Linked DNA regions of Homo sapiens: region 1 is linked to region 2. A link is a contact called in ENCODE Hi-C or POLR2A ChIA-PET data. All regions are on one chromosome and are shown on one strand. The core of a region is the stretch at or near the end of the contact, and the rest is flanking DNA. Distances in the headings are between cores, read along the strand shown. Region 1 overlaps IGF1R (insulin like growth factor 1 receptor). Region 2 has its middle 47 kb from the start of IGF1R.

Evidence for each region. A loop is a pair of places that touch in the nucleus more often than their neighbours do. ChIA-PET counts read pairs that join two places held with the same protein, here RNA polymerase II (POLR2A). Pooled maps may share reads with other maps.
Region 1: a pooled map shows a loop between it and region 2 (2.1-fold over the local background). The contact joins two enhancer-like sites. A Hi-C loop is called at or near these places in 1 of 168 maps with a recorded cell type or tissue (naive thymus-derived CD4-positive, alpha-beta T cell), 5 of 37 single-sample maps with no recorded cell type and 11 of 50 pooled maps. POLR2A ChIA-PET finds 5 or more read pairs at or near these places in 7 of 52 experiments (AG04450, CD4-positive, alpha-beta T cell, HEK293T and 4 more).

What each region holds. Positions count from the first base shown.
Region 1 is chr15:98,863,337-98,868,769 of GRCh38, forward strand. The region is part of intron 2 of IGF1R (insulin like growth factor 1 receptor); the gene reads left to right. Among named protein-coding and RNA genes, the nearest start is that of MIR4714, 82 kb to the left of the region's middle. Within about 2 kb of position 2,800, at least 34 of the 41 ENCODE cell types and tissues checked have a DNase peak (open chromatin) inside an H3K27ac peak, as active enhancers do.
Region 2 is chr15:98,598,956-98,604,148 of GRCh38, forward strand. No RefSeq gene overlaps it. Among named protein-coding and RNA genes, the nearest start is that of IGF1R, 47 kb to the right of the region's middle. RefSeq lists enhancers at 1,036-1,536, 1,537-2,037, 1,660-1,809. Within about 2 kb of position 1,481, at least 20 of the 41 ENCODE cell types and tissues checked have a DNase peak (open chromatin) inside an H3K27ac peak, as active enhancers do.

The sequences.
Region 1 (5,433 bases), core at 1,550-4,049, 270 kb after region 2:
CCTCCATTATCATTACTATTTTTCTCTTTGTAATTAGGAAGAATCTTTTGGAGGTAGATACTTGAGACTATCTAAACAAGCATTCTGTTCCTCATTATTCTTTCACCCACTAATTTTAACATCCATTACTGTGATGTTTGCCAAATGGTGATTTTCTATTTCTGTTTTCTACACTTAGTAATTGGATTCTACTCTCAGGATTTTATGTATTTTTTAACAGTGAGGGACATAAACTTTTTAACTAGCAGTGGCAAGTCCACTTTTATTTGGGAGGACAATTACTAGTCACATGAAGAAGAAAAAATATGCAGAAGCTTAAGAAATCCCACATATGAATGTTATTTGAAATGTTCTTGCCCTTTCTCCCTACAAAGGAGGTGAAGAAGATGACAGGAGATGTTAATTGCCAAAATAGTCTCATAGTTTTGGTCCTGGCTGCAAATCTCTCGTTTTTGATACTCAAGAGAATGCTATTGGGGAACTGACTCTGAAGCACAGCCCAGATGCTTGAGATGGGTTGGGAAGGTTTACATCAACACCATGAATTTAATTTATCATGTGACATTTTATTTCTGAGTTTTTAAAGCTGTAATTAAAAGAAGTGTTCAAAGTGTTGCTTTCCTCTTTTAGAATAAACGTGGCTGGGTGTGGTGCCTCATGCCTGTTATCCCAGCACTTTGGGAGGCCATAGGCAAGAGGATTGCTTGAGCCAGGAGTTTGGGACCAGCTTGGGCAACATAGGGAAACCACATCACTACAAAAAAAAAAATTAGCCTGTCATGGTAGCATGCACCTGTGGTCCCACTTACTTGGGAGGCTGAGGTGGGAGGATCACCTGAGTTCAGGAGGTCAAAGCTGCAGTGAGGTGTGATCATGCCCCTGCTCTCCAGCCTGGACAACAGAGCAAGACACTGTCTCAAATAAATAGGCAAACATTACCAACATGGCAAACAAGTTGGAGGAGGCCCCCTATTTAATTAAATTTCAGCAGTCCCAAATCTAATTGGTATGAAGAAATCATTATTCAGAATTTTCCATCACTGAAATACTAAAATCACTTGTTGTTTGAGACATCTTGGCCTGTCACCCAGGCTGGAGTGCAGTGTTGCTCTCATAGCTCACTGGAGCAGGAGCCTCAACCTCCCAGGTTTAAGTTAATGCTCCCACCTCAGCCTCCTGAGTAACTGCCACTACAGGCGTGTGCCACCATGCCCAGCTAATTTTTTAATTTTTCGTAGAGATGGGGTCTGTGTTGCCCAGGTCCCTCTTGAACTCCTGGCCTCAAGCTATCTTCTCCAGTCGGCCTCCCAAAGGGCTGTGATTACAGGCGGGAGCCACAGCGCTCAGCCTAAAAATAACTCTTTAGCCAAAAGAAAGTTTTAAAAAATTGTCTGTTGTATTCTTTGATTTTACTCTATGTGGTCTTTTCTATTATTTTTAAAATAAAAAAGATTTATACTCCTCAAGTGTAACATTTTATCAAATCTCATGCTTCTGTTTGATGAAACCGAATGGCTAAATTTTTTAAATATCATGCAATCCATCCCAGTTTGTAATTTTATTATGGCCCTCACACAAGAGCGTGCAAGCTATACTAAGCTTCCTGTGGCCCTCGTTTTTCCTCACTGATATTTGTAACTCATTCCAAATTAAATTTTAGGAGTCTGAAATGTAGCTGTTATATTTGGGAGATGTGAAGAAAAGAATCGTAGGCATCTCAGTAGGCTAGGTATCAGATCACACATGCTTGCTGGACCAAAGAGGACTCCTTACAGTAGGATACATGATTCTGAGTTAGTTTGTGTACTAAGTATATACTATATAGCTTTTGAAGGGGAGACGGGCACAGAATTCACAATATCATGCACTAAGGGTTATTTTGTGTTTGCAGTTTCCAGATGAATGTTTTAAAGTTGGCTGCAGAATACAGCGAGATAGGTAAAATCTATTTGAGTATTACTTACAGACCCCAAAGGATATCCCAAAGGATATGTTGGACTAATTCCTAAAATATCCTGTAAGTCATTGCAGGTACAGGCGTGGATCTGGGTTTGGAAACGCCGCCTGGATCGCTGGCTGGGCTCCTGCAGCCGCCAAGGAGGGGCTGGCTGGAGGTGGGGCTCGGCGTGCATAGCGGCCACGTGACTGCGCCCCGGCCACGCCCACCGTCCCTCACGTGGTCCCAGGCCACGCTGGGCTTCGGCATGTGCTAAAGTGGATAGAAAAGGGAGTGGGGCCCGGGCGTGGCTTTGTGGTTTGGGAAGATATGAACTCCTTGGGGTTTTTTTCTCTTTTAATTCTTTAATTTTGATATTTGGAAATGCGTAAAAGGTTTTTCATTTGTCCTTGACCACGTGGTCCAAACCTCAATTTCCCTAGCAGAACGCGGTTTCGATCACTGGTGGATCCGTCTCACAGCACCAGTCATGCTGCCTCGCTGGGAAGTGGAGGGCTCAGGATTCCCGTGGTTCACGATCCATTTTATGTTGGAAGGAAATCATTTTGAACTATCTCAGTACACACCCTAGTGTATCTTTAAACCTAATTGAGTGTTGATGGAAAATCTGCGGTCCGAGAACCGTAAGAAAAGGGGGCTCCCACCTCCCGCTCTGGGGTCGCCACTTGCCTCGCAGGCAGGAGGAGGCTCCCAGAGTAGATACAACTTGCCCGTCACCCGGATGGGTTGGTAGTGCACATATGCACGGGGCGCAGTTTAAAATGAAAGTAAAAGATGCAAATGTGTTTGCAAAAGAAAAATTAACATAGGATACGTGCGGGCGTTCTCAGTTGAACTCGGTCTTACTGTTCCACGCGAGCACCCCATGACTCAGAGCCCAAATCTCAGCGGAACAGCCCAGGACGCTCCTGCCGTCCACAGGAAGACGCCTCTGTCTCTGTCCCCCGCCGCCACCACACAGATGCACGTACTCTCTTCACTTCCGTGTACCCAGTAAATGCAGATCCTGATTTAAATCTGCAGCACGCTGCTTTCTTCCCATTGCATGTGGGAAGCTTCAGGTTCTCTTCGGTTTATTTTCTCATCACCTTTATTAAAATGCAGTAAAGCAAGGAGTATATTAATGCGGGCCTCTGCAAATAGAGGGAATTTATTGAAAAGCAGAATGGCTTGAAAGATTGAACTTCATCTTAAAAATCAGAAACAGACTCTTGTTATTAATAGCTTTAGAAACGAAAATCTAACTTCTGATAAATTATTTCAGAGGAGTGGTTCAAACGTGTAGTAGATAGCTCTGCCTGGTCATCAATTATAGTGACGTCCTTGCATCAGCTCCAGAAACTCAGAATATTCATGAGCTTTCCAGTCTGACTCAGACCTTCAGGAGCCATGAAATTTTCCTGTTGGGATGAGAGGAAGCGCTGGCGGTCGTTTCGGCAGCTTAATGAAACCAGAAATAGATAAGCACGAGTGAGGGGTGATGTCCGCTTGTTTGCTCCCATCATGTTGTTTTTAATGTGTGAAAGTGAAAGTTTTAAAAGTCATACTAAATGTGTGATCCTTTTTAGAATTCACTGGGTACGGGTACGTGGAGGAAGTGTTTTTGTTTTTGTGAATTTGTTTAAACAAATGACTGAGGCTTTGTTTTCCACTCTGTCTGGCCAAGCACCATTGCTACACTTTTTTAAATTCATGACATCCTGAGCAGTGAAGCTGTTCTTCAGCCCGCCTCTCCATTTGTGACTGGAAGACAAGGAGGCAGACACCAATGGCGCCTCTCACAATGGAGGTTTATTTTTTTTTAATCTAACGGAGGGATTGTAGATGGTGTAAAACTTCCTTGTGCCAGGAGAGAAAGGGGGAGAGAGAGAGAGAGAGAGAGAGAGAGAGAAATAACCCATTCTAAACAACTTTAGGAATAGATGATCCGTAGGCATCAACTTTGCGCAGCAACAAAAGCCACTTTCTGAACCTCGTTCTGTGAAGTTTTAAAACAAATTGGGTTTGTTTAATTAAAATATTTCTTAAAGGCAAAAAGCACTGAGCTAATTTTTAAGAATTTTAAGTTATATATTAATATGAGTAGTGATTTATAATTTTCTGTTGAAATACATAAATTCGAGAAGCCCCACCCCTACCACTTGCCAGTCTTGAGTCCCCACGGCTCCTTTGCCTAGGTCTAAAGTCACTGCTTGCACACTCCTGCCTTGCATATGCCTTGCCATCGTGTGGGCCTCTTGGCTGGAAGTGTTCTTGTCCTCCCGTTAGGTATCTTTTATGACGTGAATCCTTACCTCTAATTATTATCTGTGTGTACATCTCATCACCTGCATCTGACTGTGTGCCTTGTGTATGTCTCTTAGCCCTCACAATTGCCTGACATGCCTTACAAACGGGTAGACCAAGTGTTAAATGAACAAATATTTAATAAGAACTTAAAAGCTTTTTGACTTTATATATTTTTAAAGCCATTGTGATTAAACACTATGTTTGATGTGGTGCTAATTCTGTGCTTTATCAACTGTGTGAATTGTAGTATTTTTAAAGTAGGAATAATTGAGAAATATTTTGAAGTTAGGTTAAGCATAGCAGTAAAGTTTCCACTTTTTAAAATAGCCAAATCCAGGCCAGGCGCAGTGGCTCGTGTCTCCAATGTCAGCACTTTGGGAGGCCAGGGCGGGCAGATCGCTTGAGGTCGGGAGTTCGAGACTAGCCTGGCCAACGTGACGAAACCCCGTCTCTGCTAAAAATACAAAAATTAGATGGTTGTGGTGGTGCATGCCTGTAATCCCAGCTACTCAGAGAAGTGTTTGAACCCGGGAGTTGGGGGTTGCAGTGAGTTGAGATTTCACCACTGCACTCCAGCTGGGGCAAAAGAATGAGTGAAACTCTGTCTCCAAAAAAAAATCAGAGCGTGGTGGTGCACACCTGTAGTCCCAGATACTTGGGAGGCTGAGATGGAGGTCAAGGCTTCAGTGAGCCATGATGGCACCACTGCACTCCAGCCTGGACAACAGAGTAAGACCTTGTCTCCAAAAAAAAAAAAAAAAAGCCAAATCTGTTGGGTTTTTTTTTTTGGGGGGGGGGTCCTTTAGAATGGCCCTGACAGATCTTTAAGGCATGGAAATGAGCCTTATGCAAGCTCCTGGCAATCAGTATGTGAGTTCTGTCTCCTTGGCAAGATACAGCCTCTTAGACCCTCAGTCTGGGGAAATAATGCTGATTTCTCCTACGAGTTACGAGAATTACGCTAGAAAACTCTGTGGCGCATACAGGTGCCCTGTAGCCTGTTGGTTAGAAGCACTGACCCTGAAGTCAGGTCGCCCAGGTTGGAATTCCAGCTCTGCCTTCTTCAAGCTGTGTGACTCTGGGAAGTCACACACACTCTCTCTTTGTGCCTCAGGCTCTGGTTCTGAAGATGGGAACGGCAGGCCCTCCCTCTTTGGCTTGTTGCACAGATGAAATCTGACAGCGTA
Region 2 (5,193 bases), core at 231-2,730:
GTGATTATACTGCCTCAGTCTCCTGAGTAGCTGGGATTACAGGTGCCTACCACCATACCCGGCTAATGTTTGTATTTTCAGTAGAGACAGGGTTTCACCATGTTGGCCAGGATGGTCTGGAGCTCCCGACCAAGTAGTCCACCCACCTCAGCCTCCCAAAGTGCTGGGATTACAGGCGTGAACCATTGCGCCCAGCCACAACACCTTTCTAAGTAGGTAGAATTACCATCATCACTATGCCCATTTTACAGATAAGGACAGTGAGGTTAAATTGTTGCCCAAGGTCACAGAGCCAGCAAGGGGTAGAGCCAGGATTCAAACCCAGGTCATCTGGCTGCACGCCCCAGCCTGAATTGCTGTAGATGCAGTTCTGCAAACCCATTCCTGGGAAAGAATGCTTTATTTTTAGGTGATAAAGACAAGCCATCTACTTCTGCAAAATCTTACATTTTAAATTTGAAATTCAAAGTTAGCAAAGCTCCAAATCAGAACCTACTGAACTCAAATCCAAGCTCAGAAGATGTGACTTCCAGCAAATTACTTAACATCATTGAAGGCTGAAAAAATACCTGTCTCCAAGAGATGATGTGCGGAAATTCTCTGGCTCCTGGTAGGCATGGAACTAATGATCACTAAGTGCGTTTAATGTCCTTGCTAGAGTAAAGAAAGCACTGGGCAAAGCTCATGGCTCCTAGTAGGTCCTCCGTGTCTGTTTTCTCCTTCTCCCTTCTTCCGTCTTTCATACACGTCGGGAGAAGAGTGTGGATATTATGTCCACATCATTGAGATAAAAGATATTTATCAACAAACAATTGCAGTTGCAACGGGAAAGCAAGACAAGAGCATGGGATCCATGGTTTGTGTGAATGCAGATAGCAGGGATGCGATAGCATACATATGGCAAATATTATGTGCCTAAAAGCTGGAGAGCTGCAAAACAGACCATTCCTATTTATAGTGAGAATAGACAGCCCGCAGGCTTTGCCACCACGTGTTCCTCTTGCTGCTCAGGATGAATGGGGGCTTCAGACCAAGTCCCAAGTTTTTAGTTAACAATCCACACCAAGTTTTAGATATAACATTTCCAGGGCCCCTATGTCATGAACTAAATATGTGAGGTTCAAAAAACTGGAATGGAATTTAATTTGCAGTGGGATCAGGACCTTTTGCGAGTAGCTGATGACCTAGGGTGGATGTAACGCATACACATGTGCAGGAGAGAGCTTTAAGCACCAGGGCAGAGCTGAGGCCTTCTTAAAAAAAAATGGTAAATACAATTCTGAGAAAAATCAGGCCCCTGTATTTCTTGAGCTGGAGAGAATTGGGCATACAGGTATGTTTACAAAGACTGAGCTCGCGGAAGAGGTTTTAAAAGACCAAAAAAAAGTCTCAATGGGAAAAGATACCTTCTGCCCTGCCTCCGCCACCTCCTGCTCCTCCTCCTCTCTCTCTCAGCTCATGCGCATGTACACACACACATACACACACACACACACACGCACACTTACACACACTGCACTGACGCACACATACACACACTGCACTGGCAAGGATCCCATCCCCAAGGCTCCTCGCTCCGGAGGGTGGTCACTCCCCAAAGAATGTGCTCTTTGGGGTTCCCCTGCGAGGGAGCCTGCAGCCCTCTCTCCTGGCCCTGCCTGCTCTCTGTCGGTTGCTTTCACTCTCACTTTCTCTTCCTGGAAGCCGTTTCCTGATTTACACTGATAGCCTGAAATCCTATGAATTCAAAGCTGCCACACTGTGTTCATAGCAAACATATAATATATTATTTAGTTCGTTTTCAATTACAAAGATATTTCCTTGAAAACAATCATTCACAGGAACTTGGCCATGTTTTAAATATGGGAAATAACAAAGTGGCCAAGGAAAGCCTTAGTAAACACGCAGGGAGAGCACACCAATCAGTCTTCTTATAGACATTTTTGTTTCCTTACAAAAACTTGAACCTTCATAACTTTTCACAGTAGAACACTGAAAGCCAAGAGACACAAATCATTCTAAAATAGTGAGTTAGCCATACAAAATTACAGAAAAGTCTAGATAAGTTGAATCGTTGGTTTCACTTTTTCCTTTCAAAACACCTTATTGTTAAGAAAGTAAGGCCAAAAAAAAGGAAGAAAGTTAAAAAGCCAAATTGGAAAACAATGGGAAAAAATATTTGAAGGACCTTTTTTTTTTTTTTTTTTTTTGAGATGGAGTTTCTCTCTGTCCCCCAGGCTGGAGTGCAGTGGTGCAATCTCAGCTCACTGCAACCTCCACCTCCCGGATTCAAGCAATTCTCCTGCCTCAGCCTCCCAAGTAGCTGGGACCACAGGTGTGCACCACCATGCCTGGCTAATTTTTTTGTATTTTTACTAGATACGGGCTTTCACCATGTTGGCTAGGCTGGTCTCGAACTCCTGACCTCAAGTGATCCACCCACCTTGGCCTCCCAAAGTACTGGGATTACAGGCGTGAGCTACCACGCCCAGCCAGATCCTATGTTTGATAAGGGACTAACATCCAGAATACATAAAGAATTCTTTCTTTCTGTTTCCCGGCCCCACCAAGGCAGAGTCTCTCTCTGTCTCCCAGGCTGGAGTGCAGTGGCACAGTCACGGCTCACTGCAGCCTGGACCTCCTGGGCTCAAGCGATTCTCCAACTTCAGCCTCTCAAGTAACTGGGACTACAGGCATGTGCCACCAAGCCTGCCTAATTTTTATATTGTTTGTAGAGACAAGGTTTCACCATGTTGCCCAGTCTGGTCTCAAAATCCTGGGCTCAAGAGATCCCCCTGCCTTGGCCTCTCAAAGTGCTGGGATTACAGATGTAAGCCACTACACCCAGCAGGAATTCATATAGCTCAATAACAAAAAAAAAAGACAAATAACCCAATTGTAAAATAAGCAAAAGATTTGATTAGATATTTCCCCAAAGAAGGTATACAATGACCAATAAGCACAAGAAAAGATGCTTTGCATCAGGAGTCCCCAAGCCTGGGCAGTGGACTGGTACCAGTCCATGTGGCCTGTTAGGAACCCAGCTGCACGGCAGGAGGTGAGAGTCGGGCCAGTGAGCATTACTGCCTGAGCTCTGCCTCCTGTCAGATCAGCTGCAGCGTGAGATTCTCATAAGAGCATGAACCCTTTTGTGAACTGACATGCGAGGGATCTAGGTTGCACACTCTTTATGAGAATCTAATGCCTGATGATCTGAGATGGAACAATTTCATCCCGAAGCCATGCTGCTCCCTCCACACCACATCTGTGGAAAAACTGTCTTCCATGAAACTGGTCCCTGGTGGCAAAAAGGTTGGGGACCACTGCTCCACATCATTAGCCATCAGGGAAGTGCAAGTCAAAACCACAGTGAGATGCCACTTCACATCTTCTAAGATGGCAATAATAAAAATGACAGATGAAAGCAAGTAGTAGTAAGAATGTGGAGAAATTGGAACCCTCATATGCTGCCGGCGGAAATGTAAAATAGTCCAGCCACTGTGGAAAACAGTGTCACAGTTTCTCAAAATGTTAGACACAGAGTAGCCATATGACCTGGCAGTTCCACTCCTAGGTGTTTACCTAAGAGAAATGAAATCTGGCCAGGCGTGGTGGCTCACGCCTATAATCCCAGCACTTTGGGAAGCCAAGGTGGGCAGATCACCTGAGGTCAGGAGTTTGAGACCAGGCTGGCCAACATGGTGAGACCCTGTCTCTACTAAAAATACAAAAATCAGCTGGGTGTGGTGGCACATGCCTGTAATCCCAGCTACTTGGGAGACTGAGGCAGAAGAATTGTTTGAACCCAGGAGGTGGAGGTTGCAGTGAGCCAAGATGGTGGCATTGCACTCCAGACTGAGCAACAGAGTGAGACTCCATCTCAAAAAAAAAAAAAAAAAAGAGAGAGAAATGAAATCTACATCCACAAAAGCTTATACATAAATGTTCGTAGCAGCGTTATTTATAATAGTAAAAAAGTGGAAACAACTAAAGTGTTTATCAACTATGAATAGATAAAATGTGGTATATCCATGTAATGTAATATTATTCAGCCATAAAAAGGAATGAAGTGCTGATATATACTACAGTGTGGATAAATCTGGAGAACAGTATCCTAAGTGAAAAAAACCGTGAATAAAATAGCACATATTATATGATTCTGTTTATATAAAATGTCTAGAATAGGCACATCTATAAAGATAGAAAGTAGATTAATGTTTCTCTAAGACTAGGGGTGGTGAAGACGGTAGGGAATGACTGCTAAAAGGTTTGGGGTTTATTTTTGGGGTGATGAAAATGTTCTAAACTTAGGCTGGGTGCAGTGGTTCACACCTATAATCCCAGCAGTTTGGGAGGCTGAGGCGGGTGGATCGCTTGAGGCCAGGAGTTCCAAACAAGCTTTGGCAACATAGTGAGATCCTATCTCTACAAAAAAAAGAAAAAAAAAAAACCATAAAAATGAGCTGGCCATGGTAGCACGTACCTGTAGTCCTAGCTGCTCTGGAGGCTGAGGCTGGAGGACCGCTTGAGCCCAGGAGTTCAAAGCCGTCGTGAGCTAGGATCAAGCCACTGCACTCCAGCCTGGGTGACAGAGCAAGACCTTGTCTCTAAAAAAAAAAGAAAGAAAGAAAAGAAAAATCTATGCTTTAAAATTAGATCATGGCGGATGATTGCATAACTCTATGAATATAGAACACCACTGAATTTAACACTTTAAATGGGTGAATTTTATGGTATGTGAATTATATCTCAGTAAATATATTTGAAATATAAAATTAGTACATAGTTAACATCTCTGTAACTCTGTGCTAAACACCTTAATTTATCATTTTGTTCATAACACACCATAGCACACCTGTTAGACTATTTCTATCCCTAATGGTTAAAAAAAATGTTTTGACATTAAATTGGAAAGAAATGACAATGGTTAGGAGTTAAACTTTCCACTTTTCTCAATATAAGTACTAGAAAATGTCATCATGCAAAGAACAGAATTCATTTACTTCATAGAACAACAACGGATGTACTTTTCAAGGTCCTTCCTACTGAAGAATGCTAAGCACTTAAAAAAAAAGTAATTCTTTTGAGAATTAGAAACACCACCTAAGTATTTTTTTCAAAACTTTCAAATAAACACACCCTAACAATTATTTTATTTTCTCAGGCACTAGCTAAATATCTCAAGTGGGGGCT